Linked DNA regions of Homo sapiens: region 1 is linked to region 2. A link is an interaction called in ENCODE POLR2A ChIA-PET data of the cell type or tissue named here. Cell type or tissue: PC-9. All regions are shown on one strand. Each heading gives the region's core, and the rest is flanking DNA. Links, peaks and the distances in the headings are about the cores only.

What was found. ChIA-PET counts read pairs that join two places held together with the same protein. Peaks named below come from ENCODE experiments on the same cell type or tissue, not always from the same donor. Only the 100,000 strongest peaks of a DNase experiment are listed, where the experiment ranks them.
Region 1: POLR2A ChIA-PET joins it to region 2 with 9 read pairs; 3 of 35 experiments call an interaction of 5 or more read pairs at or near these places.

What each region holds. Positions count from the first base shown.
Region 1 is chr11:70,502,861-70,515,024 of GRCh38, reverse strand. It overlaps SHANK2 (SH3 and multiple ankyrin repeat domains 2), which reads left to right. Exons shown (of 26, transcript NM_012309.5): 18 at 12,094-12,164. Among named protein-coding and RNA genes, the nearest start is that of CTTN, 110 kb to the right of the region's middle. RefSeq lists an enhancer at 9,024-9,523. In PC-9, for the core only: CTCF peaks have their summits at 3,503 (motif pointing left) and 11,026 (motif pointing left); no DNase peak of the experiment used is centred there.
Region 2 is chr11:70,561,669-70,573,832 of GRCh38, reverse strand. All of the region lies in intron 17 of SHANK2 (SH3 and multiple ankyrin repeat domains 2), which reads left to right. Among named protein-coding and RNA genes, the nearest start is that of SHANK2-AS1, 59 kb to the left of the region's middle. In PC-9, for the core only: no CTCF peak of the experiment used is centred there; a DNase peak (open chromatin) is centred at 5,542; H3K4me3 peaks cover 570 bases.

The DNA.
Region 1 (12,164 bases), core at 3,316-11,315, 60 kb after region 2:
TGCCCAGGAACTGTCTTTTCTCATTTATTAACTCTCAGCCTCTCAGTGTCTTTGTATTGAAAGTGTACGGACAGCATAATTAGGTCTTCTTTTTAAACCATTTTATAAGGCCTGATGTTTAGTTGGAGTTTTATTCTATTTAACATTTAATAGAATTGTTCATGTGGTTCCATCTAGGTTTACAAGTTTGTCTTCTGTTTATCTCCTCAGTTTTTATTTTTCCCTTTTTCTGCCTTATTTTAGATTATTTAACTATTCTTAGAACCTTATTTTAATTTTTCCATTGGCGTTACACTGTAGCTCTTCACATTCTTTTAGCAGTGGATCAAGGATTACAGTATACATTCTTAGCTTTCCATAGTCTACTTAGAGTTCAAATTGTACACTCCATGTAAAATATAAAAACCCAGCAACCATATAGATGCATCTTCTTCACTCCTGCCTCACTTTATTCTATAATTGTCATGTGTGTTACATCTACACACTTGTAAACCCCAAAATCAGTATTATTTTTGCCTAAAACAGTGATATCTGCTTTTAAAATTAAGAGGGAGAATCATCTTTTATTTTGTATCCAGGTGTTCACCATTTGTGGCACCCTTTGTGCCATCCATAGATCCAGTCCCGCTTCACTTCAGCTTGAAGAACGTTCTTTAGTGCAGGCTTTCTGGCAACAAATAACCTGGTTTTCATTTTTTTATAAAGGTCTTTATTTTGCCTGTATTCTTTAAAGAATTTTCACCAGAAATGGAATTCTAGTTGTGTTTTTTTTACTTTCACCTGTTAAAGATGTTGTTCCGCCGTCTTCTACAAGAGGTTCTTCTCCATGGTTTCTGATGCAAAGTCTGCAATCATTCAGTCATTTTTATTTAGAGTGTGAATAATGTAAATAATTTCTCTGGCTGCTTTAAGATTCTCACCTTGTCTTTGGCTTTGAGCAGAATTGACTATAATGTCCCTATATAATTTTTTAAATACTTATCTTTTTGGGGATTCACAGGCTTCTTGAATCTATAAATTTATGTCCTTCACCTAATTGGGGAATTCCTTGGGTACCATTTTTTCAAGTATTTTTTATGACTCATTTTCTCTGTCTTCTTTGACTCTAATTTTCCCCCCTTCTGAGACTCTCGTTCACGTTATGTTAGACCTTTTGATCCTTAATACTCTCTGTTCTACTTTTTAAAATCTTTTTTTCTCTCTTCTTTGGATTGGATATGTTCTCTTGGCATGTCTTCAAATTCACTAATAATTAGCTCTGTCATATCCATGCTGATGTTAAGCCCAGCTGATGCATTTCTAACAATTCCATATAATTCTTTTTAAAATTTCCTTGGGATTTCCTGTCTTTTATTCATTATAAGCCTATTTTCCTTTACCTAGTTGGGTATTGTTACAGTAGCTGTTTTTTAAAGTCCTTCTCTGATAATTCCAACATCTGGGTCATCTCTGGGTTTGCTAAATAAGTTTGAGTTGTATCCCAAATTTCGTGAATGTTATGCTTTGGCAACTCTGGATTATATTACATTCCTTTGATGGGTGTTAATGTTTTTGTTTTAGCTGATAATGAGTTTGGTTAAACTCAAATTGCAACCTTTGTCTGCCCTGCAGTGGCAGCAGCTCAAATTTCAGCCTTATCATAGCAAGCCTATTTGAGTCTTCCTTACACACACAGCTCAGCTCAGACATCAACCAAAGACCTATGAGAAGTTTACACACAGAATATGAAACTACCCTTCTCTGGCTCTCTCTTTTCTGGAGTTCTCCCCTCACTTTGGCTGCTATGGCCACTGTGGGCTGTATCCTCTGATTTCTATCAGAACTGCAGGTTTGTGCAGGATCTGGATTTAAAAAAAAAAAACAAAAAACTGCAGGTGACTCATACCATAATGCATCCATTGCACAAAGCTTCTAATTTTCAACTCTCATCTAAAATCTGCCTGTCTTTGTTCACTCTTCAGAACCTTCAGAGAATTTATTTGTTGGTTTGGGGGTGGGGATTGTACTCTGTCTAGATTTTATAGCTATTACCTGCAGAAGAGTTAGTTAGTCTTAGGAATTTACTTTACCTTATTCCCCAACCTCAAATTTTATACCCAGCCAAACTACCAATTAAGTGTACAGATAAAGCCATTTTCAAATAGTCAATGTCTCAAAAAAATTATGTCCTAACTCTATTTGGGGAGAAGATACTGGAGGATGTCCTTTACAAAAAATGAGGTTTTTGAACCAAATAAACAAATACAGGGATTCAGGAGATCCAACACAGGAAAGAATCAGTCAAAGGAATCCTGAGGATTAGAGTAATGGGGACAGCTGCTAGAAAACACTTAATCCTGGTTGTTCAGTGCAGATCAAAAGTCTTCAGGAAATATTTCTTCAGGAAGACAAACTTAAAATGGATAATGTATTTGAAGACTCTGAAAAGAGATTTACATAATTAGGGAAGCATTTGGATTTGAATTACTGTTAAGTACATAGAAAAACCGACCAACAAACAAAATTATTTTGCTCTAGGGAGAACAAAATGTACAGGAAAAGATGAAGTAACCATAGTATACTATAGAGTTTAAGCTATGAATAGATTTTACATAGTCATGATGTAAATCCTGAATGGTGATCTAGTTAAAATTTTGATATCAATACATCTAGAGGATGGTGGTACTGGGAAAACAGTGGGGAGGGAGGATTTTTTAAAAAGAGCCAAATTAGTGGTTCTCAACTGATGGTGTCTTGACCTTCCATAGGACATTTGGCAGTATCTGGAAACATTCTTGATTTTCACGCTTGGGGGTGGAGATTATTGCTGGCAGCTGGCAGGTAGAATTCAGGGACACTGCTAAACATCCTACAGTGCACACCCACAACAAAGAATTAATTGGTCCAAAATCACCATAGTGCCACATTTCACAAACTCTGAGCCAAGTCATCCTTTTCCATCACAGTGTGTCAGCGGATAATATCGAAAATGTAAATATCAAGTAGCAAAAATAGGTGTTCAGAGATTGAGTGATAGATATAAAATTAAATAGCTGAAGGCTCAGAGTGAGAAGTAAGGCTGGGTTGGTGGGGTTTCATCATGACAATCCTTGTGGAACTCTTTGTTTCTGTAAACTCTGTGTATGTGTATGTACAACTTTTGATATTTTAAATAACGATTTAAGTGGAAGAAGAGAATTATTTACAAAGGAAGGCAGGTATGCCCATTCTTCACAGAAATTCCCTGGACTGTGGCTGATGATAGGCTTGGGTTCTTGCCATCTACCTGGATGTGGCTGTGATTCACTCACTCTGTAAATGTCTCCATGTCTGTATGTAAGGGTGATGCATGGACAGGCACATTACTCTTTTTTTGGAGTTATCTGGATCCATGATTTCTCAACAGTTTCTCTCTACTCCAAGGCAGTTATCCCCAGGAGCTGCAGTACTTACCTGAGCCTTCTATAAATCTGGCAAGTGATCAAGCCATACCTTCCCCTGGTGGCAGCATTCCAGAATTGCAGGTCCAGGTTTTTTGAGGGGCACCGAAACCCCATGGAAGCTCAAGATGCCAACCTGAGCATATGAGGAAACAGCAAGCATTTCACCTATTCTGCAGTTTCTGTCACCACATGAGCAATTTCTGGCATCTGTTTTAAGGACTGTAGCTGGTTCCAAAGTCTCATTGCAGGTTAAACTGATTTTAGGTTTGTTTAAAGGCTGGGAAATTCTAAAGATCCTAAAGCTTTTTTTCCTCTGTCCCTGCTGAACTGGGTAGGGAAATGTAACTGAAGTATCCAGTCCTGCCTTGTTGCGTGCTGGTCTTGTCAATTAATTTCACGTTGAGTTGAGTTGCCAGCCATGTGCCTTTGCCCCACTCTTCCCATAGAAGTGTTGATGGGCGCTGGGGCACACTCCGTTGGCATCCTTGAGCCTTGTTGTCAAAGTGCTCACCTTCACACGGGGAGCAGGTGCACAAAAACCCAAAGCCACACGACGCACAGCTTTGTCCTTGGTATGTTTCTTACTTTTGGGGAAGGACTTCATCCAAAGCTTGTTTATTTTGCAGAATAGGATGAGAACTTAAGACCAGCATGGTCGACGGGAGGTTGGCGCAGCCTCTTTGGTTGGGGCTGGCTCTGAGGCAGCAAGGAGTAGGTGCTGCCACTTCATGTGGCTGCGCAGCTTCTGTCCGGAAAATGGAGTCACACTTCCTCTTCACCAGGAAAGGGGAAGGCAGCTGGGAGCATGGGCTCCACCCTTTGTGTGCCCAGCCTAGGGAGGACTCCAGGAACCCCTAGGACTCACTGTGCTATGACTCGCACAAGGCAGAGACACTTCCTCTAAAGGTAGAAGACAGTGACATGGGCCCATCCTGGAGGACACCCTCTTCCTGCAGACAGGTTCCCCCAGCTCCTGGACAGAGGAGGAGCAGGGAAAGGAGGGACAGGATCTGTATCCAGAGGCCTCACAGACAGCTGGGTCCAGTGGCAGAAACTTGGGGGTGGTGGCGCTGGCAGAGGCAGGAAAGACAATCTCTTCTCAGGGACCCACATTACATGCCCCAGTTAGCCCTGCTAAAGGGGACAGTTTCAATAGGACCTCTGTGGGGTGGGGAAGGGCAAAAGCTCTGCTACAAGCATGAGCGCGGGAGGGCTGTGGCCTCCAGCCTGCACTGCCCACTCCCTCCCAGGGCTGCGGCAGTCATTTTCCAATGACAGTGCCTCTGAGTTCCCACTCACAACACCCCTTCCCCCAGGACCTTTAAGATGCCCCAGCCACCAACCTTGGCCCCAGGTTTGCTAACAGCAGCAGCATCTGGGGGCTGTGGCCTTTGCATGCCAGAGCTGCCTCTGCCATCTCTGCAGGTCTGGGTGAACTGCGGCCCCAGGGTCTGCTCCTCCAGTCCCTGCCTCCCAGCTTCCCTTTAAGACCAGTCACTCCTGGGTCACCTGCTGGCCAAGACACCTCCTCCCTCCCCATCTCAAGCCTGGTACAATATATGTAATTGCAGGGGATGGGAGACGGAAACAGCTGTGGCCAGGCTCCTGGGTAAGTAAGCACAGCTATGGTTTGTCACTTGAGTTCTTAGTCCGTTTGGGCTGCCGCGACAGAATACACAGATCAGGTGGCTTAAACAGCACTTATTTCTCCCAGCTCGGGAGACCAGAAGTCCAAGATCATGGCACTGGCCGGCAAACTGGTTTGCAGAAAGCCATCTTCTCTTCACAGGACAGAAAGGGCAAAGGGTTGCTCCAGGGTCCCTTTTATAAGGGCACTAATCCCATTCACGAAGGCTCCGCCTCATGATGTAATCACTTCCCAGAGTCCCCGCCTCCCAACCCCATCACACTGGCGGTGAGGGTTTCAACACATAGACTGGGGGGACATAGACATGCAGCCACTGCAAGTCCCCAGCTTCAAGTCGTGGCCAGCAGGGTGGGCTGAGTCAGAGCTGAAAGACAGGGTGAGGGGGCAGGGGAGCTGAGGAAAGCTGACCCGAAGGCTACACCAATGCTGAAGACTCAGAGCTACATGCCAGCTGGCCGTGCTCTGAGCTCCTGCAAGGAAGAGTGCAGAGCTCCATGCTGGGAGCCCCCCCTCAATGGGATAAATGGGACTTGAGGCCATTTTTGCTCTGAGACCAATAGCCAGTGTCCCCACACTGGGCCCCTGGGGGAGGTCGTGGGACCAAGAGCCAAGACTGTGGCCCAATCAGTGTCTGCTCACATTGGGCAGCGCTGGAGACCTGTGCCACTGCATGGGCAACAGCTGGTGCTGCAGGGGCAGGTGAGCCTCAGTGGGCAGCAGACAGAGATGCACTGTGGCTGAGGGCTGCAATAGAACAGTCCTCAGGGTGGTAACCAAGAAGGCCGGGCAAGGCACAGGCCTGGTGACCAAGCACTGCAGGTGGGCAGCTTCAACCAGACAGGGACTGTCCCACAGCTCTGGAGACAAGAAGTTTGAGATCAAGGTGGCAGTAGCATGGGTTCCCTCTAAGGCTGTGAGGGAAAATCTTCCAGGCCTCTCCCATAGGAGCTGACGGTTTCCTGGCAACCTTTAGCATCTCAAAGCATCACCCTGATCTCACCCTTCATGGCGCCTTCTCCCTGTGTGCATATCTCTATATCCAGACTCCCCCGACTCTCTTTCTTTTGAGACAGGGTCTCACTCTGTTGCCCAGACTGGAGTGCAGTAGCACAATCATGGCTCATTGCAGTCTCGACCTCCAGAGCTCAGGTGATCCTCCTGCCTCAGCCTCCCAAGTAGCTGGGACCACAGGCACACACCAGTACACCTGGCTAACTTGTATTTTTTGTAGAAATGGGGTCTCACTATGTTGCCCAGGCTGGTCTGAAACTTGTGCTTGAGCAACCCACCCACCTCAACCTCCCGGAGTGCTGGGATTACAAGTGTGAGCTGCCACACCTGGCCCAAATTTCCCCTTTTCATAAGAACACTAGTCACCTGGGTTAGGCTCACCCTAATGGCCCCTTTTTAACTTGACTGTATCTGCAAAGTAAGGTCATATTTTGAGATACTAGGGATTAGGACTCCAGCATATAAATTTGGGCAGGACACAGTTCAGTCCAGAACAAGTGTCTGGGGACACAGAGATGATGCACCAGTAGGCAAAGTAGGGCAGGGGGCAGACTCTGCCCCGCCCCAGGACTTAGCCCTGATGGTGGCCTTAGGGGAAGCTGGAGGGATGGGATGTGGGGAGGGGTGCTGAGCATTCTGTCGGGAAAGGTCAGTGTGGGCGGAAGGTTGGGATGGGTTCTCTGTGCTCAGCTGAGGGGGACAGGGCAGGTGTGTGCCCAGCAGCACGTGGGCACCATCCACCCCCATGAGCCCTGGTGCCCTGTGGCGTTCCCAGTAGGCAGGCTCTCATTGCCTGAGGTCAGAGCCGGGCACAGGCTGTCAGTGCGGCCAGGTTCTCACCAAGGGGTCTTCCTGTCCTGGGCCTGTATGATAGAGGTTCCTGTGGCACACTGTCACGGCCTGTGCCCTCTCGGCAGAATCTAAACCATACCCTGGAGGGGTGCAAAGCAAATGTGCGTTGCAGGAGTTACTACCGGTCTGAGTTCATTTGCAGAGCCTCTAAACACTCCAAAAAATCACAAGCCCCGCTCTTGCGGGTTCCTCCCAGCCCCAGCTGCTTTGGGGAAGTCGGCATTTTTAGTGTCTTGATGGTATTTAGGGTCTAATTACAAACGCGCGTCACTGGGACCACATGCTTGGTGCTGGAACTGGCTCTTCATTGATGGAAACGATGTGGTTTCTATATTAAGTGCAAGATTCGGGGCCACTTTCCTGGCTTTTGCAAGCCCAAGTTTGAGTTGGGGTCCCCCACAGGCCCCTCCAGACCTCATGTCCGTGTCTGTCCACTGGGCCTGCATCTAGGGTTCAGGGTAATGCGGAGTGGTGACAGACGGGATGGCCACCTGCCTCTGCCCCAGCGCCCACATGACATTCCCCCATTCTGCCTCCTCCTCATGCTCAGAAAGGCTGTTGCAGGCCCCTCACAGACATCCCTCTCCCTCTGCAGGGGAAAGATTCTGGGCAGAAGGTCAATGTGTTTTGAGATCTGAGCTCTGACACAGGAGACTGGCCTGGGAAGCTTATATTGATACAGGGCTCACCAGTCACCTGTGGCTCCCGTAGGAAATAGAAATCAGTTTCATGAATGTCACCCAGGCTGATTTTGAGACCAGCAATGTGCAGAGTTCAATCTGTCCCTTCCCAAAATTCTAAACGCAGATGGCATCAAAGGCAGTGATAGCAGTTTTCTGTTTCACTGGTGGCTGGCAAGAGCCACAAATCCAATGCCCCCTCAAGCTGAGAAGGTGACGTCAGGGCCCAGGAGGCTGGGGCGGGCGGGCACAGCAGCAGTCACAGCCTCAGCTAACAGCAGGGGAGGATGCCGCATGCAAGTGGGAGGCCCAACTCCCCAAGTGCGAGGGTTCTAATTTTTCAATGAAAACTGAAATTCTAGACTTTCTATGCAAAGGTCTTATACTCTTTAAATTGTGACAGCTAAGTTAAAACTGACTGAGGCACTGTGTGGGTGGGATTTGACCCTTGGTAATCGCTGGATGGGGACCAAAGGGAACATCCTAGGATGTGTGTGGATGGTTTGAGGCCCTGTTGGCACCACCTCCCTGCCCCCAAGTGCTTGCCAGGGCAGGAAGCCATGCTGTTTACTGAGGACACCCCGCTAGAGAGGCAGGTGTCCTGCCCACGGGCACCCAGCAAGCAGCAGGGCCCCCACAGGCTCCGGACCCAATAATATGCTGATTCTGGAGGGGTGCAGGCCCACCAGGACCAGGGCTCACCGGATACCATCCCTCCATGAAGCAGGAGGGAGGGCCCTCCAAGTGGAGCTGGGACTGCAGGGAAGCTCGTCCAAAGCAACTTTGTTTGGAAGTGGCTCATGACCCCGAAAGACCTGGGCGAGACAGATTCTGGACGTCAGAGGGGCATCAGATGCCCAACAACTGATTCCAAACCTAGCTCCACCCCTGCAAGCCCTGTATGCCTCTTTGTCATCAGCTTTCAGAGAAGGCCAAGTGATGTTTCCAGGGCCCATGGGAGCCTCATTTCCTCTGAGCTCTCCTGAGCAGGTCCTGCCATTTGCTGCAGTCTGCTGAGGGCAGCAGGTCTACGAGGGGTACAGGGGATGGAATCAGGAACTGGGGAGCCCTGATTAGGAGTTGGGTGGGAACAGCAGCTTCTGCAGACTCAGATATGAGACATCAAATCTGGGCAGCCAGCCTGGCCCTGTGCAGGAGCAGCTCTGGCTGGGGCAGCATGAGTGTGTGGAGGTGCCACCAGAACGTGCACCCAGGCTGTCGGCTACAGACAAGGAAGGTGCTGGGGCCGCCAAGGTCCTTGGCCCCGCAGCCAAGCTTCCTGAGAATCCCCCATGAGTGGCTCATTCCCCGAGAGGCCTTTCTTTGGTCCTTTGCCTCCCCTGCCCAGAAAAGAGTAATGTCTGTCTCTGACACTTCTGAGGAAAAGGGCCCTCCAGCCCCTTGACCCTTCCAAGGCACAGGAACAAACTGCTTCTCCCAAAGCGGCCAAGGGCCAGCTCTGGCCAAGATCACAGAAGGACAGCATCCAGCCACCACAAATGAACCACGGGAGATTCTGGAGGATGAGGATTCTAGGGAGTGAGCCCAAGGCCGTGATGGTTAGCAGGCTGCAGTCAGAGGCCACATCCCCAGCCCCTCCCTGCCTAAGTGGCCAGGCTGTTAAAGTCCCCATCAGCCCGACGAGCCCTCAGGAGGCCGCAACTTGAGCTTGGCTTCTCCAGTGACTGGCAGCCCATCCCCGTGCCAGTCTCGTACTCTCCCCAAGCATCAGATCCAGAGAATGCCCCACAGCGGGTGGCAGGAGCAAGCAGGCAGTAATATGCACTTTCTTGGTTGGAGCCCCCTCAAGGCCCGGCACTGGGGGCCCGCCCAGAGCAGGAAAGCTGGTCCCAGCCCATCTCAAGGTGGGGCCGAGTCCTCCCCTCGCTCCCCACAGCCTTGCAAGGGATGACCCCTGGGGATCTAGTGGCCAGGCAGCTGGGGGCTCCCTACTGCCAGGTCTTCTCACCAAGGCCTCACACATTGGCCTCGCGGCTCCTGAGCCTGGGCAGCCTGCCTCCTCCATCTCAGCTTGAGACCCCAGTGTCTCGGTGCCCCCCCACGTGTGTTTGGCACCTCATACTCACAGCTGCTCGGGTCAGATGCCTCATCTCTGCATCGGGCCTCAGCACTCCCTGGCCCATAACTTCACCCTGGCATCCAAGGCCCTGCTCTCAGGCCTTGGCCTTTTCTGCGCCCCCCTGCCTACCGCTTCCTTGCCCATTCCCACTCCATGACTCCGCCCACACTGCTCTTTCCTGGTGGGTCCAGGCCTCTGTTCAGTCTCCTTTTACTTGGTTCTGCCTTCTTAGGTGGTACTCAGCCACCTGAAGTTATGTGTTCACTTCTTTGTGTGTCGGCCAAAACTCCCTGATGAGGACGCAAACTTCCCACAGATGGAGGCAGAGACAGCTGAACTGCCTGTGCCTCATGGCTTTTAGTGGTACGGGGAACAGAAACACTGGAATGAGTGAATGAATGAATGAATGAGCAACAGCCACTACCCGGGTGTGCTCATGGGAGGGGAGAGAACCCGATAACGCGTGGCTGGTGTTCGGTTGCCTGTCTGTACCAGAGCAGCGAGGGTCCTGCAAGCTGAGGTCTGCCCTCCGAGAACTCCCGGTGCTGTCTTCCTCGATCCGGCTCCTTTACTTCCTAAATCCATCTGCTTTCCTAATTACATTCTGAGAACCTCAGTGAAAGGAACAGCCCCCAGGAGTCACCTTGCAAAGACCGCTGCCGCTGTAGGTGGGCCTCTCTCCCAAGGCCCCATTAGGATAGTCCTGCTCCCAAGACTCTATCTTCAGGGCAGTGCAGGGTGACCAGCTGTCCAGTGGACCCAGGACACTGGATACTCACTGCTGAAACCGGGTGGGTCTGAGTACATGGGAATGAGCCGGTCCCACAGCAGAGACTGCAGAGCAGCTGGCACGGGGACTGCCCTGGCCCCACTGAGTCCTCCCTGGGCTCCTCGCAGCCCTGCCTGGAGGACCTCTGCAGCCGTCTCGTAGGTGACCAAAACTGGCACATCCTGGGCCTGTCAACAGTATGGGGAGCCAGGCACTGGGCCTGTCAACAGTATGGTGAGCCAGGCAGTACCTGCTTCTATCCAGCTCTTACAGGGATGTTGGATTTGTGAAAATCCACCAAGCAGCACACAGGCTTTAAGTTTTCTGTTTGTGGGTATACCAGATGTTTAGTTTTTGAAGAATCTATAGCAGGAGGATATGCGTACAGCACAGTGTGGCTGGTGAGGGGCATGACGTCTTGGCTGTTGTTTACGATCAGGGTGCTTTTCTTTGTTCGAAGGTGGCGTGTGAAGCAGCTGTAAACTTCACCTTCTGGGGCTTCCCCCTCCCTGCTGCCACCTAGAGACAGCTGCCTCTGGGCTGCGCTCCCATTCAGGAGCTGCTGGGATGAAGGTGCCAGAGGCCCCCTGTGGAGCTCAGTTCCATGGGCAGGGGTGAGGCCGGGGCCTTTTCACAGCAACATTTGAAAACCACTAAGTGTTACTCCTGCAGTAGCCAGGGTGGGCAGTGTCAGCCCAGACGCCCACCCAGTTCCAGTCTCCATCACTCGGGTTTTCCTCTGGGAGTAGCGTGGGGCTGGGAGGCAGAGGCCAAGGCCATCTGCTGCTGAGCATTGCTCAGGGAGGTGAGAATAGCAGAGGGGCCAGGGGGATGGCACCCTGAGTCCGTTCCTACTTCCGTGTCAGGTGCATTTGCCATGGTGAGGACAAATAGGGCAGGAGGTAACCGGCTCCTAAGAGTTCCTCAACTGCAGGGCAGTGGCCATAGCATGGCAGCCTTGGGGGTCCCCAGCCTGCCACTCACCGTCCCAGGAGCACTGGGGCAGCTAGTTGTACAGACCAGCACAGGGACAGGGCCCCCACTCTTGTAAGCACCCTGCTGGGCCAGGCTTTTCTGCCTTCCCAGGCCTCTGGAGCGGGAGAGCAGGGAGGGAGGGAGTGGGAGGAAAGGGGCTGCTTCAGTGTGATGTGCATTCCCAGAATACATGAGAAGCAATTAAGCGCCACGTTTCCTCCTCCTGTGAGGATGCAAAGCCTGGCACTGCAGCCCAGCCCTGGAACTCGCCTGTCAGGCTCTTCACATGCAGTCTCTTGGTGGCCCTGAAAATTGCCCCAGGCCTGTAAAAGTAAGCACCTAAGGATGCTCAGGTTAAATAGAAATCAGCCCTTCCTCTGCAGCAGCTGTGGAGGACTCAGCAGAGAGCTGCAGTGTCAGAGGAAGGCCTCCCCCAACCTCCTGAGCCACAGTTAAGTGACCTCCACAGTCACAGCAGCATTCATTCTGGTTTCCCCAAAAGCACCTTTGCTTCCAAAAAGATGACGGTCTCACTCCCTTTGCTTCCCTGCATTTGCCCCCTTTTTAGGAGCCCACATGTCTCTGCCTTGGGTGGGTGCCAACTGTCTTCCTCTCCGCTGGCTCTCACTGATGCCATCCTCTCCGCCTTCCCACAGGTTAACAATGAGAATGTTGTCAAAGTCGGCCACAGGCAGGTGGTGAACATGATCCGGCAGGGAGGGAATCA
Region 2 (12,164 bases), core at 2,053-10,052:
GTGAGAAGTACTTTGCATACTCTAAGTCAGACAGAACATAAAAGTGGCCGTTGGCTGAAGTGAGGTGTGGGGTTGGGGGCTTGGGGCATCGGCTGGCGCCCCGTTTCCCCTCCTCACCCTCAGGGGCAGCCAGGGGCTTGCGTGGGATGTGGACTCCAGCTCTCTCCCAGAACCTGAAGCTTGATCTGGTCAATGTAGGAGGGGCCACTGGGGTCATCTTCATGTCTTGGTCCCAGTAACTCCTATTTTCTTTATATCAAATGCCATGCCCCACCCCCCCCCCGCCCCCACACACACAGACACATGGGGCAACCTCTCCTGTGGTATCGGTCATATCATGATACACTTTTTAAAAACTTTATTGGGGCATAATCAATGTCCAGTCAAGTTCACATATTTAAAGTGTGCAATTCTATAAGTTTTCACGTGTGTATTCTTGGGAAACCATCGCCAAGGTCAAGGTGACAAGTCCATCCACCAGCCGGCTTGCTCCTGCCCCCGCCCCCCCCCCCCACCGCTGGAGTGACCACCCAGCTCCATCACAGCCCCCCCGCCCCCACCGCTGCAGTGACCACCCAGCTCACATCACAGCCCTGCCCCGCCCCCACCGCTGCAGTGACCGCCCAGCTCCGTCACATCACAGCAGCCTGCACCCTCTAGAACATCACATAAAATGGAGTCACGCGACTGAAGCTATTTTTTGGGTTGGTTCCTCTCAGGCAGTGTGATTATTCTGAGGCGTGTGTGTTCCGGCAGTCCGTTCCTTCGCGTTGCCGAGTGATGGGCCGTCATCATGTCGATGGCCCACAATTTGGTGACCAGTCACGATCGATGGGCGTTTGGTTGCAGCCACTCCGACCTACCACGCATAAAGTTGCTGTGAATGTCCATGCACTAGACTTGGGGTAGTTAGGTGCCTTCATTTCTCTTGGATACTCAGAAGAGGAAAGCCTGGGTCACGTGATAGATGGATGTGTAAGTTTGAGAGACGGCCAAGCGGTCTTCCAAAGCAGCCTCACCATCTTGCATCCCTGCCAGCCACGTGTGGCGGGTCAGCCTCTCCTGGGCCTCGCCGGCACTTGGTGTGTGCCGTCTTTTTCATTTGGAACAGTGTGAGGTGGCGTCTCATTGTGACTTTAGCTCACATTTCCCTGGAGACCCCTGATGTTGGGCCTCTTTTCTTATTCTTGCCAACCATCCCTGTGTCTTCTGTGAAGCCGGAAGTGGAATGTTGTGGGGAACAGAGGGGCTTTCTCTCCTTGTTTCCCTCTTCTCTCTCCTCCCTTAGTTTCCTTCCCTTCCCTTCTGTCTGAGTCAGCTAAATCCACTAGGGCAAAATACCCTAGATGGAGGGGCTTCAAAACAGCAGGGGTGACCAGGCATGGTGGCTCACGGCTGTAATTCGAGCACTTTGGGAGGCCGAGACAGGAGGATCACTTGAGGTCAGGAGTTCAAGACCAGCCTGGCCAACATGGCAAAACCCCATCTCTACTAAAAATGCAAAAATTAGCCGGGTATGGTGGTGGGGACCTGTAATCCCAGCTACTCAGGAGGCTGAGGCAGGAGAATCCCTTGAACCTGGGAGGTGGACGTTGCAGTGAGCCGAGATCGTGCCACTGCACTCCAGCCTGGGCGACAGAGTGAGACTCCGTCTCAAAACCCAACAGGGGTTGATTTTCTCCCAGTTCTGGAGGCTGAAGCCTGAGAATAGGATGCCGGCAGGGCCGGATTCTGGCGAGGGCCTGTCCCTGGTGTGGAGATGGCCGCCTTCTCACGCTGTGCTCAAGTGGCAGAGGGAGAAAGTGGAAGCGAGCTCTCTGGGGTCCCTTTTATAAGGCTACCGATCCCATCACAAGGGCTCAGTCTCCTCCCAGAGGCCTCACCCCCAACACCATGCCATTGGAGGTTAGGGTCCAACCCAGGAATGTTGCAGAGACATGGACATTCAGCCCACAGCACCCAGCCCTACCCCTCCTCCTCCTCTCTCGCTTTCCAGTTCCCTCTCCCCTCGTCTCCACTCCTCCTTGGGGCCCCCTGATGCCGCACCCCTCCCTCTCCTCAGGGTTCATCACTTCTCCCTGCACGCACCACCCTCCTTTGCCGACTCCTCCAGTATCGACCTCAGCCCTTGCCTGTAGGGGCCTCCAACTGAGCTCCCTGCACAGACACCTGGATCCCCTGGTTCTGCCCCAAGGACAGAATTTGCTAGGCTCAGCTCACCTCTCCTCCCTAGACCCAAGGCCACTGTATTAGCCTGTGGGGTCAGGGGACCACTCCAGCTCAGCCAGCTATTGCTGGGGTGGGGCACATGGTGGGGGTAGCATCTAGACTTTTATACTGGAAAATGAACATTTTATTTCAAAGAAAAAGTAGCACGATGGTATCCAAGTATCCAGGACCTGCTGCCATGCCCTTTCTCTGCAGAAGGCCTGGCTGGGCCCAGTGGCCTAGCCGAGAGCCTGGCGTTGATTCTCTGCCCTTCCATTTTCGGGCTGTGGATCACCGGAAGTCACTCAGCCTCTAAGGTGAATACCCACAAGGTATTTGATGCTTACTTCATGCTCACAACACTGTCCTTGGCCCGCAGCGGGGAGGATTAAATGCCATCTTCTGCAGGGCAATGGAGAGTCACAAACACGGGTGCAGATGCAGAGCCCAGCCTTGACCCCAGAGTGGACACTCCTGACCTCCAGGGAGTGGGGGAGAGGCTGGACAGGGTCAGAGAGGCCTTGGGGGAAGCCAGGGAGAGTCATTCCCTAGAATCCGCCTCCAGGACCCAGCTGCTGTGGTTTTCTGAGCCTCCTGGATTGCTTCAGAAGAAAGAAATGCTAACACCCATGAACACCACCGCACAGGAGTGCTTTGACCCCCAAGATGCAGCATAGTTATGTTATGCACAAGATAACTACAAGATTTATGAAACTGTCCACTCTCAGAGCCCCACCCATATTTCCAGTTGGGTGACAAGCAGTGTATGTCCCTGGAACTGCACCCATAGCTCCACAGGGAGCTCAGTGTGAGGCCCTGGTGGGTGTGGGCCCCGGGTGTGAGTGGGCATTGATTCCCAGAGGGCCTCGGTCTATGACACCCCATTCCCCACTCCCCACTCCCCACTCCAGTACACCCACATCCTCCAGCCCCTTGGCACTCCCTCTCATGGAGCCAGCTGGGCTGCAGTGATCCTGGAGGGTGACCCTGTCTGAAGCTGCAGCCCACACACACCACTGGAGGCCGCAGCTGTGGAGGCAGACCCGGGCCTGCAGCAGAGCAGGTGAGGAGCTAGCCCTGTCCAAAGGAGGAGTTCACAGCTCGGGCTGCCCAGGGCCCCTTTCAGGGCAAGGCCTCCCTGGGGAGCCTGGCAGTGGGACCCCGGTCCTGGTCCTGCAGCAAGCAGGGGTACCTTTGACCACAGCTCCTAAAGAGAGCCAGACAGTATCCATCCTGGGTCAGGGGCACCCACGCGTGCACCCTAGGGAGGCGCTGGGGCCTGAAGTTCTACCATCAGGAATTAGAAATACCAGTTTTAGAAAATTAATCATCAAGAACGGGAGCGACCTGGGCCCCTTGTAAACCCGGCAGATCTAAAAGAGGGAAGGGCTTCAAAGGGGCAGGACTCCTGCGGGTCGGCGTGGCCGCCAGCCAAACCTACTTTCTCCAGGACTCTCGGCGGCAAGCCACAGAAGTTCCCTCTTGTCATTCGGTCAAGCCTTGTGAAGCTGCCATTTTTATAGGTCAAAAAACAGTCAGGTAGCGACAGCTTATGAGGCCCAACCGAACAGCTCAAGTTTCATAGGTGAATAATGTGCAGGGGGAGACTCAACAGCTGGAGGCAGGAGTCCACAATGGTGCTGGGGGCCTGTCTCTGTCTCTCACTCCCTTCTCTCTCTCTCTCTATGTCTCTGTGTCTCTGTCTCGGTGAGTGTCTCTGTCTTGCTCTGTACCGTCGTCCCCGTCTCCTCGTACTGACCTCCTGCCCTTGCTTCTTTGTGCCGGCCTCAGCCTTTTCCCGGGCTGAGGAACCCCCTCCGTGCTCACACATCTGCCAGCATCACAGCCCCCCAGGGACAGGAGAGCATCTTCCCCAGTAGATGTAGAGGAAAAACCCAGGCAGGATTCTGATTGGCCTGGATGACCATCCCTCAACCAATCACTGTGGCCTGGGAAACGGGAACCCCTGATTGGCCAGGACTGGGTCACTGGGCACTCCTGAGCCCGAGGGCTGTCCTAACCTCCTCGGTATCCTCCACGTGGGGAGGGGCCACAGAAAGGAGAGGGCTGCGGCACCAGCAGAGGTAAGATGGGGAAGCGGCCGGCAGCGCCACCCATGCCTCTCTTCCTGGGGCCTCATCGTTGGTCAACCCCGCCATCCACCCTCTGCCCAGCACAGCAGCCTACGAGCCGCCTTCTCCCTCAGGACCCAGGCCCTGCTCACTCTGCCAGCCCCGGAGCTCCCCGCTCCACCGCACCTGGAAACCGGGGCAAGATGCGTCCATGAGGCGCATGAGCAGGATCACCCCAGACGCTCCCGAGCCTGACCCCCCAGGACCCCAGCGGCATGGCTTAGCCACCAGCCTCCCCTGGGGTCACTACACACTTAGGCTCGGGATGGCCCGGGGGTTTGGGACTGTCCTCAGTCCGATTGGCCCTGAGAGGACAGAGGATCCCCCTCTCTGTGGGACTGAGGTGGTTCAGGTGGGGCCTTCCTGCAGAATCCAGGACAAGTCAAGGCAGATTCGCTTTCCTGGCTCCGTTCACTGTAAGTCCAGCGGCAGGAGTGGGGCCTGCATGCTGCATGCCTGAAAACGGGGAAAGGGCACATGGGCAGCCTTGAACATCTTCAGAGAACGTGAGCAGTCCCTCGGACGTGGATGCTGAGTCCACTGGCCACACAGCTGCACTCTTGCTGGACACAGGCAGGCTTCTCAGCCATCTATAAACAGCTGGGTTGCGGTGCCAAGGGCTCAAGTCCTCTGTCAGAAAGGAAGGAGGGGGCTGTCTAGCCATGGTGGCTCAAAGAATCAAAGTCTTGGAGCCACACCCTCCAGAGGGTGGTTTATCTTGCAGAATTGCTCCCTGAACCTGGCTTCTTCCAGACGGACCATGCCTGGCCTGGGGCGCCCCTGCCTGCTACTCGTGGCTTTGCTGAAAAGAACAGCTCCCGGCCGGGAGGAAGTGGGCGGGGGGGGCAGGAATCCGCTGCCCACATGGGAGAGGGGAGGTGCTGGGAGATGTATCCTCCCAGAAGGAACAACAACTCGAATTGGCTTTGGGGAAATTCAAACAGTTTCTCTCCAGCTGGAGGCTCCACCAAGAATAAGTTCCCCAGCTTCACGGAGCTCCGAGGATTGCAGCCGCCTCCAAGAATCCATTAAATGAGTTCTTCAGACTCGCTTTTAATGCTTTTCCGAGGTTATTAAACAGAGAAGTTCTCTGCAAGGAGCTTTCAGGGAGCTGTGAGAGAGGCAAGGAGGCTTCACCCACCGAGTGAGGCACTGCCTTGCCTGAGCTCTGTCCCTAAGCTCACTTCCAGGGCGGTTTCGAAGAGGAAGTGAAGATTCTTCCTGGTGCTGGAGACGGCGCCGCCCCTCGAAGGATCCCTGGCTCCAGCCTCCTCAGCTTAAGTCTCGCGGAAGAGGCTGCAGCTACAGCTGCCTGCGGGCCTGCTTTCTAGGTTATCCTTGTTGGAAGCTTTGCCCTGACCCTTTCACTGGATCCATTGCAGGCAGGATCGGAGCCAGACTCCACCACCCCGCTGCTGGCCTCACGGCAGTTTTGCACCCAGCCTCCAGTACTGGCCATCAGCTGATGGCCCAGACCCATTTCACATCCTGTCTCCCCATTAACTCTTTTGTTGCCCGTCTCCTCGCTGAGTTTTGGTTTGAATAGCTCAGTCCATTTGACGTGTTTGGGTTGGACAAATACATAGGGTGTCTGCAGCTTCCCTCCCAGCCCTGCAGCTATTCCAGGGTGTGGCATCTGTCTTAGTTCGGGCTGCCCCAGCAAAGCACCACAGACAGGGTGGCTGGGACAGTAGACGTTGACTCTCACAGTTCTGGAGTCCAGAAGTCCAAGATCAAGGTGTCTCAGGGTCTGGGTCTTCCTTCCATGGCTTGTAGGCGCTGCCTTCTCCCTGGGTCCTCCCGTAGTCGTCTGTCTATGTGTGTCTGTGTCCTCATCTCCAGTTCTTTTTTTTTTTTTCTTTTGTGAGACAAGAGTCTTGCTCTGTCACCCAGGCTGGAGTGCAGTAGTGCGACCTTGGCTCACTGCAACCTCCACTTCCTGGGTTCAAGCAATTCTCCTGCCTCAGCCTCCCGAGTATCTGGGATTATAGGCACCCGCCACCACACCCGGCTAATTTTTGTATTTTCAGTAGAGACGGGATTTCACCATTTTGGCCAGGCTGGTCTCAAACTCCTGACCTCGTGATCCACCCACCTCGGCCTCCCAAAGTGCTAGGATTATAGGCATGAGCCACCACGCCCGGCCTCATCTCCAGCTCTTATAAGGACACCAGTCAGCCGGGATTAAGGCTCATCCTCATGATGTCCTTTTAACTTAATTACCTCTCTACAGGCCCTGTCTCCATATAGAGTCACACCCTTGAGTACCGGAGGTTAGGTCTTCAGCATAGGAGTTAAGAGGGACACAATTTAGCCAATCACAGCTTCATAACAGATGCTCTGCAGACACCTCTCCATCAATCATAGCCCGGTGTGTTTAACTTAGAGTAGATGGTGGCACCACCCGATAACAATGGTGGTGGCATTCAGCAGCAGCTCAGAGGGTTCCAGAAGCATTCCTCCAGCCTCGAGGGGAAATGGTGCCTCTGGCTAACGGAGGGAACCATCAAAGCCGGGTATGGTTTCTTTGATCGTGTTTAGCCGCTTTGTGGCTGAGTAGAGATTCTTCCTTCTTCCTGTCCAGGTAATTAATGAGGGACTTCAAAGGCATGAGGCTTTTCTGCTCCAATCAATTATTCAGATTGGCATATCCAAAGGTCTCTGAACAGGAAATAGAGAGGAAATGGATTGCTAAGTGGTTATGATGGAGACTAAATGAATTACTTGTTAATCACCCTTGTCTGCTCTGGTAGTATCTGTGCAAGCCAGGATAGCTGCTCGGGGCACACTCACCATCAAACACGGGAGGGGAAGGGCAGGGTGGGGTAAATTTCACTCTTAGAAACACCAGAATTTCTTCCTTTTCAGGATCAATGTCACCCATATCTTGTCAATTGTGACTGCAAACTTCAGAAGGACTCAGAGTGGAAAGTCTTGGCAACCATGTTGCGGTTCAGACAGTGGGAGCCATGCTTCTGCGAATGAGCCTGGGGACTGGGGACTGTGGTCCCAGCCCTGGATTTGATGAGGGGAGTATCCCTGTCCTGCGAGGGTGCAGTGTCACTTTTCCACTCCCATTTGGGGTCAACTCTTAACAGCATCCCTGAGAAGTGAGGTGGTGTAAAGTCAGGGAAGTGTGGTCTTTGTCTTATTAAAAATAATGCGATGAGATGGACGATGGCAGAAGCTTCAGGGTAGACCATGGAGCTCATCATGGTATTTGATATGGCTTGGCTTTGTCCCCACCCAAATCTCATCTTGAATTGTAGCTCCCATGATTCCCATGTGTTGTGGGAGGGACCCAGTGGGAGATAACTGAATCATGGGGTCATTCTCCCCCATACTGTTCTCATAGTAGTGAACAAGTCTCATGAGATCTGATGATTTTATAAGGGGAAACCCCTTTCTCTTGGCTCCCATTCTCTCTTGCCTGCTGCCATGTAGAACATGCCCTTTCCCTTCTGCCATGATTGTGAGGCCTCCCCAGCCATGTGGAACTATGAGTCCATTAAACCTTTTTTTCTACATAAATTACCCAGTCTTAGGTATATCTTTATCGGCAGCGTGAAAACAGACTAATACAGTATTACTCTTTACATTGCTTTATGTTTGCGATTTTCCATTAGAAAAGGAACTTGAAAATTAAAAAAAATAATAATAATAATGCCTACTTCTGCTCCAACTTCTACTTGTGGCCAAGATGGAGAAACAGAAACTGGATTTACCTTTCCTCATGAAACAACTGAAAGAAAAGATAAAATATATAAAGTAATAGGTTTTACAACCAGACACCAGGTAATAAATGATAGTGATCACTAAAGCATGAGAAACAGATGGGATGAGCCCTATACTTGCCCCAGCTTCTTGCACTGAGCGTTTCCAGGCTGTGGGGCAGGGAGAGGGAACTCAGGCAGAGACTGGAAGAACATCCACATTGAAGACATTGAGGCCAGGCGTGGTGGCTCACGCCTGTAATCCCAGTGCTTTCGGAGGCCGAGGTGGGTGGATCACAAGGTCAGTAGTTCAAGACCAACCTGGCTAACATGGTGAAATCCCATCTCTACTACAAAAATACAAAAATTAGCCGGGCATGGTGGCACGCGCCTGTAATCCCAGCTATTCGGGAGGCTGAGGCAGGAAGAATTGCTTGAACCTGGGAGGCGGAGGTTGCGGTGAGCCGAGATCGCACCACTGCACTCCAGCCTTGGCAGCAGAGCAAGACTTCATCTCAAAAATAAATAAATGGATGGATGGATGGATGGATGGATGGATGGATGAAACTGCTTCCAGGTGACTTAACTACACCCAGAACAAAGCTCAAGACCAGGATACAGAACTACCCAGCGCCCCCAACAAGTACAATTCATGATGTCTGGCATCCATTCAGAAATTCCCAGTCTTGCAAAGAAGCAGGAAAATACAGCCCGTAAGGAAGAGAAAAATCCATTATCAAAATTGACTGGGGATTAACACCGATGTTAGAGTTAGCAGACAAGGATATTAAAAGAATCATTAAAACTGTATTCCATATGTCCAAAAAGTTAAATGTAGACACAGAAGATATTTTGAAAGCCCACTGGAATGTCCATTTTTAAATGGTTAATATGATAAATTTTGTTGTATATATTTTAGCATAAAGCAGTTCTTTACATTTTAACCCAAATCAAACTTCCAGTGATGAAAACCACAGTGTCTGAGATGACGGATACACAGGATGAGATCGAGGGTAGATTAAATGTTATAAAGTAATAGTGAACTCAGAGAAGTCTCAATAGAAACTATCCTGAGTGAAACACAGAGAAAAAAAAAGAATTCTTTTTAAAAGAACATCAGTCAGTGAGCTGCAAGATAGCTTCCAACAGCCCAATATACATGTAAGTAGAGTCCCTGAAGAGGGGGCGATTGTAGGGGGAGGGGAGAAAAAATACTTGAAGGCTGGGTGCGGTGGCTCATGCCTGTAATCCCAGCACTTTGGGAGGCTGAGGCGGGCAGATCAGTTGAGGTCAGGAGTTCGAGACCAGCCTGGCCAACACGGTGAAACCCCATCTCTACTAAAAATATGAAAAGTTGGCTGGGCATGGTGGTGGGTGCCTGTAATCCCAGCTATTTGGGAGACTGAGTCAGGAGAATCTCTTGAACCCAGGAGGCGGAGGTTGCAATGAGCTGAGATCGCACCACTGCACTCCAGCCTGGGCAACAGGGTGAGACTCCATCTCAAAAAAAAAAAAAAAGAAAAGAAAAGAAAAATATTTGAAGAAATAATGAGGGAACTTTTTCCAAATTTGAAGTAAACAATGAACTCACACACCCAAGCAGCTCAATAGACTCCAAGCACAAGACACATGAGAGAAAAAGAAACAAAAACACACCCAGGCACATAGGATTCAAATTGCTCCAAATTAGAGATAAGGACAAATATGTTAAAAGCAGCCACATGGGGATAAAAGGACACGTGACACATGAAGACGAAAGAGAAAGATGACAGCAGGCATAGTGTCAGAAGCAATGCCAGTGAGCAGATCGTGGACAAATACCTTTACAGTATTGAAAGAGAAGAAAAAACAGAATTATTCAACAGAGTTATTTCAACATAATTCAAACAGAATTATTTCAACAAAGGTAAAATACTTTTGAAAAATACAAAAGGTTTAATCATTCATCACCAGCAGGTACACTATAAAGAATATGAAAGGTTGTCTTTCAGATAAAAAGACAGTGCCTGGGGTCGGGAGTTCAAGACCAGCCTGGCCAACATGGAGAAACCCCATCTCTACTAAAAATACAAAATTAGCCAGGTGTGGTGGCATGCACCTGTAATGCCAACTACTCAGGAGGCTGAGGCAGGAGAATCACTTGAATCCAGGAGGCGGAGGTTGCGGTGAGCCAAGATCACACCATTGCACTCTAGCCTGGGCAACAAAAGCAAAACTCCATCTCAAAAAAAAAAAAAAAAGTGACCACAGATGGAAATACACCAAGGAAGGAAGGACTTAGCTGCATGGCTATATATGTAAAATTTGTTTTGTTTAATTCTTTCGAAAGATAACTGTCTTTAAACAGAAGAATAAATGTAGCTTGGGGATTACGACATGGAAAGATCGTAGGTGTGACAACAATGGCACAAAGTCTAGGAGGGGAAGAGTGGAAGTGTACTGTTGTAAGTTCTTGTATTGTACACGAAGTGGTAGAACATCAGCAGTGATAAGTTAAGGGTGTCTACTATAAATATAAATTCTAAAGCAACTGCTGAAATAACAAAACAAAGAATAATAGCTGATAAGGTGACAGAGGAAATAAAATGGAATCATAAAAAATTATCAACCCGGCCAGGCACAGTGGCTCACACCTGTAATCCCAGCACTTTGGGAGGCCAGGGTGGGCGGATCACGAGATCAAGAGATCGAGACCATGCTGGCCAACATGGTGAAACCCCTCTCTACTAAAAATACAAAAATTAGCCAGGCGCGGTGGTGGGTGCCTGTAATCCCAGCTGTTCAGGAGGCTGAGGCAGGAGAATCGCTTGAACCCAGGTGGTGGAGGTTGCAGTGAGCCGAGATCGTGCCACTGCACTCCACCTTAGTGACAGAGCGAGACTCTGTCTCAAAACAAACAAACAAACAAATTATCAACCCAAAAGAAGGCAGAAAATGAGAGAATTGGCGGGGGTGGGCAAAATATACAAGGGACAAATGAAAAGCAAAATGGAAAGAGGACAGAGTTAAACTTCCTATCAATAATCACATATTAAATGCAGACGATATAAACACCCTTATTTTAAGGGCAGATTCTTCAAGTTGAATAAATGCTCACCTCCAAGGAGCACTCGCTTTAATTATAAAGACACAAAAGAGTTAAAAGTAAGAAGGTGGAAAGGCATATACCACATTAACACTAATCCAAAGAAAACTGGGATGACGATATTAGTATCAAAATAGATTTTAGAACAAAGAATGTTAACAGTATTAAAGAAGGTTATTTCATTATGGTAAAAGGGTCAGTTCTATGGAAGGACATTAAAAACACTAAACATGTATGTACCTAATAACAGAGCCTCAAAATACATGAAGCAAAAAATAGACCTGCAAGGAAAAATAAATAAAACTACAAGTATAATCACTTCTCCTTCTGTAACTGATGGAAGTGTACAGAAAGTCAGCCGGGATATAGGAAACCATGAACAAACCCATCAACCAGCTTGACTTAACTGACAGTTGTGGAAAGAATCCTCTGTGCTTTGTTTTCAAGTGTACTTGGAAGGGTTATTAAGATAAACCATATTTTAGTCCATAAAACAAGTCTCAATAAATTTGGAACTATTCAAGTCATACAGATGTGAGCTCTAACCAAAACGGAATCGTATTAGAAACCAGTAAGAGAAAGATCTCTAGAAAATCCCCCAGATATTAGGAAAGTAAATAGTATTATTTTAAATAACACCGGGATCAAAGTAGAAATCAAATGGGAAATTAGAAAATATTGGAACCAAATGAAAATGAAAGTACAACATATCAAAATGTGTGGAATGCCTCTAAAGTGTCTGTAAGGGAACATTTCTGGCACAAAATATCTATACTAGAAAAGAAGAAAGGCCTCAGATCACTGCTTCAGCTTCTACCTTTAGAAGCTAAAAGGAAAAGAGCAAATTAAAACCAAAGTAAGGCTAAGTGTGGTGGCTCACTCCTGTAATCCCAACACTTTAGGAGACCAAGATGGGAGGATCACCTGAGGCAAGGAGTTCAAGACCAGCCTGGGCAACATAGTGAGACCCCCCCTGCCATCTCTACAAAAAGTTAAAAACTAGCTGGGTGTGACGGTGCACGTCTG